Linked DNA regions of Mus musculus: region 1 is linked to region 2. The links are chromatin contacts, found by Hi-C or POLR2A ChIA-PET in ENCODE. All regions are on one chromosome and are shown on one strand. The core of a region is the stretch at or near the end of the contact, and the rest is flanking DNA. Distances in the headings are between cores, read along the strand shown. Region 1 holds the start of Mrtfb (myocardin related transcription factor B). Region 2 holds the start of Ercc4 (excision repair cross-complementing rodent repair deficiency, complementation group 4).

Region 1 (4,544 bases), core at 1,662-4,161, 150 kb after region 2:
CCTGATTTGGAGTTTATATTGGAAAAAAAGGAATGAGACAGGCACGACAGAGTTCTTTCCCATGTAAGAGTGTCCCAGTCTGGCTAGTATACTTTTACAAATGCACCGTGTATGTTAGCTTAGTTCATCCTGCGAAGTCTATTTATGGCCTTATTTTCAATGAGACCACTGACAGTATGGTTCCAGAGAGAAACATGTAAAACTTTATGTTGAAATCTTGATCTCAGGAAATTTGTAGGATGGGAGGTCAGAGACAACTTGTATGGGTCAGTTTTCTCCTTCCATCATGTGGATCCCAGGGATAGACCTGGGTGCTAGTATTAGCAGTATATGCCTTTACATACACTAGGCATGTGCATGCCTTTACATATAATAGGAATGTACAGTAGAATAGGAAAGAATTTGTAGGTCACCAAAGCAGGGTTTGTAGGTTTGGAGTCAATGACCTAGAATGGGATTCTTAACTGCCGCTCACCAATTGCGTGTCCTTAGGCAAGTCCACTCATTGTCTAGACTCTTGTTGAATTTATCTGTGAAAAAGAAACAACACCTACTTCCACTGAGGTGTGTGACAATGTGAGGCAGGCCTGGAAAAGACTTGCCTCAGTGGGCCGAGTAAGCCTTAAGAGCTGAAGACAAACTGGTACAGTCTTGTAGAGCCAGGGACACCAGTCTTCTGTCCTTCACCAGGAGACATTCAAAGGCTCTGATTCTCAGACTCTGAGACGTGGCCAGTTCCCTCCCAACTCCTTCCTTTTTCTTGGGCCTTCAGCCTAAAACTGAGAGTTATATCGTCAGCAATTCTGGTTCTCAGGCCTTTGAACTTGAACTTGTCGCGTCTTCCATCATTGCTAGTCTTGCTGGCAGCATATTGTGGGTCTTAGCATCCATGGTAAGTCCTCTCATGCATCTATAGGGTATCTGTTGGTTCTTTCCCTGGAGAACCTGCCTATGGAGGTCTGGGATTTCCTTTCTTCATCCACACCCCATTTTATTGGGCTACATCATCACGTTCAACATCTATATGTTCGGTCTCTGTAAGAGGAGTGGTTTCCAGGCAGCACAGGTAAGGAAGGTCTGGACCCACATTTGTTGACACTATGAGATCATCAGGATGGGTTAGCTTAGCAGGCCTCAGTGCAGTTTTCAGGGATGAGATAGAACCTTCCAGGCTCTTGATTCTGCAGAAGCTGTCACAGAGGGGCCAGCTCACAGGAATATACAAAACAAGACTGAATAAAAATGGCCCCCATAGGCCCACAGGGTATGGCACTATTAGGAGCTGTGGCCTTGGAGGAAGTGTGTCACTGAGGTGGGCTATGAGTTTTGAAAAGCTCAAGCCACGCTCAGTGGCTCAATCTCTCTTCCTGCTGCCTGAAAATCCAGATGTAGAACTCTCAGCTGCCTCTCCAATACCATGTCTTCCCACACTTTGCCATGTTTCCCATCATGACTATACTATACTAAACCTCTGAACTGTAAGCCAGCTCCAATTAAATGTTTTCCTTTATAAGAGTTGTCATAATGTCTCTTCACAGCAATAGAAACTCAAACTAAGACAAAGACCTTGTCACAAGGCAGTGCCAGGCCCTAGAGTCATGCAAATTCAAATACTGTGTTACTAAGACCATATGGGTATTTTCTTTATTGCAGGCTTCGGAAGTGTGATGGTTCGTATATGCTCTGCCCAGGGAGTGGCACTATTAGAAGATGTGGCCTTGTTGGAGTAGGTGTGTCACTGTGGGCATGGGCTTTAAGGCTCTCACCCTAGCTGCCTGGAAGCCATTCTTCTCCTAGCAGCCTTCAGATGAAGCTGTAGAACTCTCAACTCTTTCTGTACCATATCTGCCTGGTTGCTGCCATGTTCCTGCCTTAATGATAACGGACTTAACCTCTGAACCCGTAAGCCAGCCCCAATTAAATGTCCTTATAAGAGTTGCCTTGGTCATGGCAATTTTCTGTTTACAGCAGTAAAACTCTAAGGCACGAGGTTATGGGTACCCACTTTAGTGCATCTCACTATGCCAGCCTCTCTTCCTTAGAAGCAATTACTCTTAAGTTTTCTTTTGGGAAGAAGTCACACCGTAATGCAGTGGTTCTCAGCCTTCCTAATGCTGGGACCCTTTAATACAGTTCCTCATGTTGTGGTGATCCCCCAACCATAAAGTTATTTTGCTGTTATGAATCAATGTAAATGATACACAGAATCTGATATGCGACCCCCTGTGGCCCCGAACAGCTGACCTAACTCCACGAATGCCCTGGCTCTATGTCCATGAACCATTCTATCCTGGGTTCTCCCACTGTTTTCGAACATATTTTGCTTTTAGGGCTCTACAGAGTTGGAGAAAGTGTGAAAAGCGTTCTCTTGTCTAGTTGCATTAAGATGGGTTGCAACAGACCCCCTATTGGGGTCACTTCTTCCACTCGGAAGAACTACAGAGGGGTGGAGAGTGAGGCAGGGCTCAAGAGGAGGGGTTCCTACAGGTGCGGGTGTGGCATCAGAAACGCACCGACTCCACAGGCCGGTCTGCTCGTCCGCTGCAACCTCCTTCTGGAATGGGGAGGCGGCAAGAATGCACTTAGTGAGGCAGCATGAGCTGTTTGCTTGCTAGGGTAGCCGGCACTGACTGACCATCTATCTGACTGGGAGCAGCCAGAGCTTAGGCAGCAACCAAAGAGCTCCCAGCTCCGCAGCCCAGCTGCGCATGCGCCCCGGGGCAGCCAGGTGAGAGCGCGGCGGGAGCGGGCGGCCTCGCACCTGGGTTTTAACTTTTCCGGGTCAGGGGCGAGGGCGGATGCCGGGTGGGAGAAGGGAAGCAGGGTGTAAACCTCCGGGAGTCGGCTCGGCGCTACCTGGAGCTTCCAGGACGGGCTCCGTGCCTTCAGACGGGAGGAGGGTAAGCACGGGGGCGGAGCGAAGTCTCGCGAGATCCGGTGGTAGCTGCGGCAGCGGTGGCGGCGGCGGCGGCAGCGGCCGGGGAGGTGAGCGGCGAGCGGGTGCGAGGCGGCCGTTGGGACTGAGGCAGGGGAGAGCTGCGGAGGGCGAGGCCGGGCCCCGGGAGAGGGACGGACGGAAGGCCCGCGTCCTCGGTGGCCCCTCGAGGTTGCTGCGGCGCCTCCGGGTGCGCGCTGTCCCGGGACTCGCGCGGGGCGGGGCGGGGCGGGGCGGCCGCGGTCTCGGGGCTACCGGGTCCGGGCTTCCCTCGTCGGGGGTCCCCTGTGTGCGGCCGCGGCCCGATCTTCCCGGGCAGCCTGGAGTTGGTACCAGGCGCTTCGCTTGCGCGCTCCCACGCTGGAACTGCAGTGAGGTGCAGCAGCGCCTTGGCCGGAGCCACTCGACGGGGACGTGGTGGGATGGGGACGGCCCACGCCCCGGACTCACCTTCCATCCTCCTCCCCAGCCCTGCTCGCGGCTCTTCCCCTGGGGTCCCCGCGGGGCTGCAGAGGGTGTGTCTGCAAGCCCTCCCGAAATTGCACGCACGCAGCGTTCCGGGTTTCCAGGGAGAAAGTTTTCCACCGCTTTTGTTCTGTCCCTGAAACTTTGCCTAGTTCTCAGTGTTCAGAAGCTACCCTTTGGCCCTGTGTATGAGCAGACGCGGTGTGACAGTGACGAGGGGTGCGGCGGGTGTAGGGTCTCAGGCCACGAGGATAGCTCAAGGTTTGCCTCAGGCAAAGAAACTTTGAAAAGTTTGATTCTTTTCTGAAGCTTGAGATCGCACTCTTAGGATGAGCGGTTGTGAAGTTCCTAACTTTTGGTTCTGTGGCAAATGTTTGCCACCCTGACACGAAGTTCATACTATATCTTCCTATACGTGATCCAAGGTCAGTAGAGTGCTCTCCTTTAGATGTGAAGAAGAAATACGTGCTATGGCGTTAGTGCAGCCCAGACACCCAGCTAGGTAGGACGTAATATCACGGACCCTGCGGCTAGTGAGTATGTTTGGAGACACACACTCACGTATGTACGCATGCACTTGTGGGACAGTGAGTCTCAAAGTCAGGAACAAAGATTGGGACCTGAGATAAAACCGTGTTACTTGGGGTAATTGATGCTAATGAGAAAAACAATGTAGGCTGACTGACAGCGTGCAAGATAAATCACAGCCTGTCTCTGGTTAGGCTCAGATAATACAGCCCTCCAGGGATGCTGTATTCCAGGCTACATTGTAACCAATACAAAGCCCGAGTTCTCTACATTTAATGGAGTACACAAAATCCCTCATGCTTATTGTTAGTAATAAGGAAATAGAAGATTGAAATTGTTGCACTTGGCAGTATGCTCCATGTGTGTCTAGTAGATGCAGGTGTAATGTGCTGTGGAAGTTCACACAGTTCCCTTTCCTTCACCTTGTTGGACTACATAATTGGGGCAGGGTGGTGGGTGTTTTCGAGAATGACTTGCCACATGGTTCAATATTGAATCCTAAAGTATGTTAATCTATAGTGGGCCAGGGTAGCCTTCATTATCACCTCCACCACTCATGTGTTAGATGGCTCTCGGTCCAGGGCTGGAAACACTGCAGATGCTTTCCGCTGCCGTC
Region 2 (4,307 bases), core at 699-3,198:
GTCCTATCTGCAGTTTTATTCATTTGCTTGCTTGTTTGTTTGTTTGGATAAGCGGAGAACTTCATCTTCAAAGTTCAGTGTGGTCAAAATAAGAAAAGCGTGTACATCCCTTTCCCATTATTGCTGCAACAAAGCACCATAAACACAGAGGTTTAAAATAACAAAAATGCAACGTCCCCCAACAGTGGGTTGTTGGGGGTGGCTGGGATACGTCTTGGCTTCCCAAGGGAGAACGCAGGAGTTCCTCAGCTCCTCAACGCTCTGTTCCTGGCACTTTCTACCTCATTCTGACCTTAGTTTCTCCTTCACAGTCCCCTTTGAAGCTAAGTCCCCTGCCTCTCCTTTGCCCCTAAGCACATCTTTATGATTATATTGGGCATACCTGGATAAGTCAATATCATTTCTCCATCTCAAGAGTTTAGCTCAATGACATCTGTGAAGTCTCCTTTGCCATGAAAAATAATAGGTTCTGGGAATTCAATCTTTGGGTTGCATTATTCTGCCTGCCACAACCTGGGAGGAATCACCCACACACCCACACACCCACCTCTGAATGTGTGCTGAGTAACTACTTACTGTACCCTGAACCAACGCTAAGAAACATACCATCCAGCTCTGTGGCCTTGCCTGATTATATAACCGGCTTGTTGAACTGCAGGCATTATCTCCTGGCTCCCAGACATGCTGCGCGGAAAGCGTCTGCAGGCATCTCTGTCCACTTCAGGAAGATGCAGAAATTATTAGATGCTCTTTTAACTGTGACTAGACAGAAGGAAAACGCTGGAAGAAGCAGAGGAGAGAGAGAAAACAAATCCACTTGCAGCGGCTGATGTGAAGGGAGATTGGTAAACGGGAAGGCAATGTAATGAAGGTCGAGCAAACTCAAATAAATGTGTCCTTTTTCTCCCACTAATCGTCCATTCGAGAAACGTACCTTGAGGGTTTGAGTGAACTTCTGTATGAACTAAGCTAGTGAAATGCTATGTTGCGTGCTGGTGGGAGGAGTGGGAGCCAACTAAACGTTCTCCAGTAACTAGACAAGTATATGCCTCCACATTACAGAAAACCCAGCCACATAAAGGACAGAGATTTAGGGAAAATTTGTGACGGAACTCAGGATCTACCACTAAGTTACATCCTAACACCCTTTATATTTGTGCTGGAGGTCTCCATCTCTAGCTCAGGCTGGCCTTGAATTTACTTCAACAAGTGAGATAGCCTGTCCCACCTGGAGAAACCAAAAATCTGGTTTCGAATCTTGGTTGTTTATTATTTCATATAATTAAGCAGGCAAGCAGCCGCACAAACTGAGCAGCGGCAGAGGGTAGGGGGCACGCAAAAGTATGTTGTTAACCATGGTTATTCCTGAGTAATGGAACAATCCTATTTTGCCTTCATTTGTATTTCGTATGGGCTGAAAATAAAGGGGAATGGAGAATTCTGAGAGAGAATGCCTCCTAGATTGCTTACCTGGAGGTTTTTTTAGGTAGTTACAAACACGACCCAAGATGTCCCTCTAGTGGAAGGAACGCGGCTGCAACTGGCACCTGATGGAGGCTTTGTAAAATAACTTACTGAGTTCAAGACCTTTGCAAACAAGAGACTGAAACTCATAAGGTATTGTGCTTATTAAAAATTTTCAAGGCGGGGAGGGGGAGGAATACTTGCAAAAGTAGAGACAAAACCCTCACACTAGGAAAACGATGTCGATTCTGGATGCACTTGGAATACTGACAGCAACATTCTGAACTGTCGGTATTGGAGGATTACGCGGATTAGACTTCTCTGTTTGCATTTTGTTAGTTTATGCCTAGGTCTAGAGAGCCAAAGGATGGGGAACCTAAACACACGCGCGCGCACGCGCGCTAACGCTTTCTGCGCCTCTCGGCTGAGTTCGGGTAGACCTGCCCTGGGCTCGGGCACATTCCGGCCACACTTGTCCCCGCCTCGATTCCTTTTCGGCTACAATCGGTTGGCTCTCTTGAACTCGGCTCCCTTCGGCTACATCCGGCCTCTCTCAGTCGGCCATTGCAGTTACATCTGTTCTGCGCTCCTTCGGCCCTGGCGTCTCTCCCTGCGTTCGGCCAGCGTTCGGCTGGACTCGGCTCTTTCCGTCAGCGTGCGGCCGCGGTCCCGGAAGGGCGCCCATGGAGCCAGGCCTGTCGGGCGAACGGCGGAGTATGGCGCCGCTGTTGGAGTACGAGAGGCAGCAGGTGCTGGAACTGCTCGACAGCGACGGGCTGGTGGTGTGTGCCCGCGGACTCGGCACCGACCGGCTCCTCTACCATTTCCTGCGGCTTCACTGCCACCCGGCCTGCCTGGTGCTGGTGCTCAACACGCAGCCGGCCGAGGAGGTGCGACTGCGGGATGGGTAGACCCAAGGGTTTGGGGGACATCCGATGCGAGATCGGCGCGGTAGGAACGCGGAGCTGTACGGTTGCAGGGACTCCGAGCCCATGCAGATCTTAAACAGGGCACGAAAGGGAATGAATTAAGATCCCAGGGGGGAGATGCGGGGCACCTACACAGTTCCAAGTCGCTGCGAAGGAGGGAAGGGAACCCCAGGGAAATTGAAGTGGCTGCCACGACAAGGGAGGGCATTGAGTGAGGGTCCTGGAAGGAGATCCTGGACTCTGACACTGCGGGATGACTGCCAAGTATAGAATGCATCCCAAGAAAGTCTTGGGTTCCTCTATTGACATGGGAGAGCATTGAATACAGGGCCCAGACACAGTTTGAGGACACTGAGAATACGGGTCCCACACACTCCTTAACACTGAAAAGGAGAGGGGCGAGTAGGCTACACATTGAGGTAGAGTAGTGGATTGAATTGCACTGCAAAGGAGAGACGGTATCAGAATCTGGGTAGGAATAGTGTTTGAGTTTGAAGTTGGATATAAGGGTGTTTGGAGGACAGAGTGTGGTCCCTAAAAGGACAATGACGAGGATGATAGGGTCTCTGAGAGTTATTACTTTCTAGTAGAAAAGGAGACCTTGAGACTTAACAAAAGAAGAGGGATTAGGGAAATGGGGGTGGGGGTGCAGAAGTTAAAGCTAAGGGAGCGATCAATCTGGGTTACAGAGAACAGGTGATCCTGAGGACAGTGGAATGAGACATGCCTTGCTGCGGATGTTGAGAGATGTGGACATAGCCTAGCATGATGAATCTGATGATCCCCTAGGTGTAGTGGCCAGGAAGAAAATGTCAGCTGAGAAGAGTCACTAACAACTCCTTTAAAGGCTGAGGCCCTGTTGGATTCCCCAGGAATCTACAGTGCTTGGCATGGTACTTTGTGCAATGTAAGATGCCCAGAAAAGTGGCATTAGACTGAGAGACTAATGGGCCATTGGACCTATGGACATTCTGGCATCTCTCTAGGAAGTATCAATACTGATCTAACAGTCTAAAGTGTTGTCTGCAGAGAGGAATCCCTTGTCTCAAAACCCGACTTTGGCTGGAAGTAGTTTCTAGGTAGTAGAAAACTTTTTTTAAAGATTTTTTTTAATAATTTATTTATTTATTATATGTAAGTACATTGTAGCTGTCTTCAGACATTCCAGAAGAGGGAGTCAGATCTCATTATGGATGGTTGTGAGCCACCATGTGGTTGCTGGGATTTGAACTCAGGATCTTCGGAAGAGTAGAAAACTTTTAACCCAAAGTTTTAAAAGGTTCTGTGGCTTGGTGTTGAAATGGAAATAATGACTGGAGCACAATTATTTCTTAATATAAACTCCAAAGCACAACTTAACCTTACAAAACAAAACCTTAATTAAAGTGACCTGATTGACTGATGGGTATAAAAGAATAACTTAGTTTGCATGTTTGCTGTGATGTTCATAAGCTCTGAGAATGGAGACATCATTTTAAATCCCTATAGCCTATTTTAAAACTTCCCTGCCCTGTACTAAGCAGCTTACTAATGAGTTTAATTTGATTTAGGAATATTTTATCAATCAGTTGAAGATAGAAGGAGTTGAACATCTCCCTCGACGAGTGACAAATGAAATCGCAAGTAACAGTCGCTATGAAGTCTACACGCAGGGTGGTATTATATTTGCAACAAGCCGAATACTCGTGGTTGATTTCTTGACAGGTAGAATACCTTCAGATTTAATAACTGGTAAGAATTTGAAATCTTTCTTATCTACAATGTGAACATTTTTATTTTTGTCTGTCTCCTCTGCTAAACGTTCTGCTTTTGTTACTCAGTATTGTAGCTAAGCTGTTGACACACTACCTGACAAGTCGAGAGGTTCAGCAAATGTTGATGACATGAATAAGTATGGCTACATGTCACTTAACA

The links. A loop is a pair of places that touch in the nucleus more often than their neighbours do. ChIA-PET counts read pairs that join two places held with the same protein, here RNA polymerase II (POLR2A).
Region 1: a map of T-helper 17 cell shows a loop between it and region 2 (2.3-fold over the local background). The contact joins the promoter of Mrtfb here to the promoter of Ercc4 in region 2. A Hi-C loop is called at or near these places in 1 of 37 maps with a recorded cell type or tissue (T-helper 17 cell). POLR2A ChIA-PET finds 5 or more read pairs at or near these places in 2 of 5 experiments (both embryonic stem cell).

Annotation. Positions count from the first base shown.
Region 1 is chr16:13,253,570-13,258,113 of GRCm38, forward strand. It overlaps Mrtfb (myocardin related transcription factor B), which reads left to right and starts at 2,912. Exons shown (of 17, transcript NM_001122667.2): 1 at 2,912-2,985.
Region 2 is chr16:13,107,788-13,112,094 of GRCm38, forward strand. Ercc4 (excision repair cross-complementing rodent repair deficiency, complementation group 4) reads left to right here and starts at 1,949. Exons shown (of 11, transcript NM_015769.2): 1 at 1,949-2,354; 2 at 3,944-4,124. The coding sequence starts at 2,148.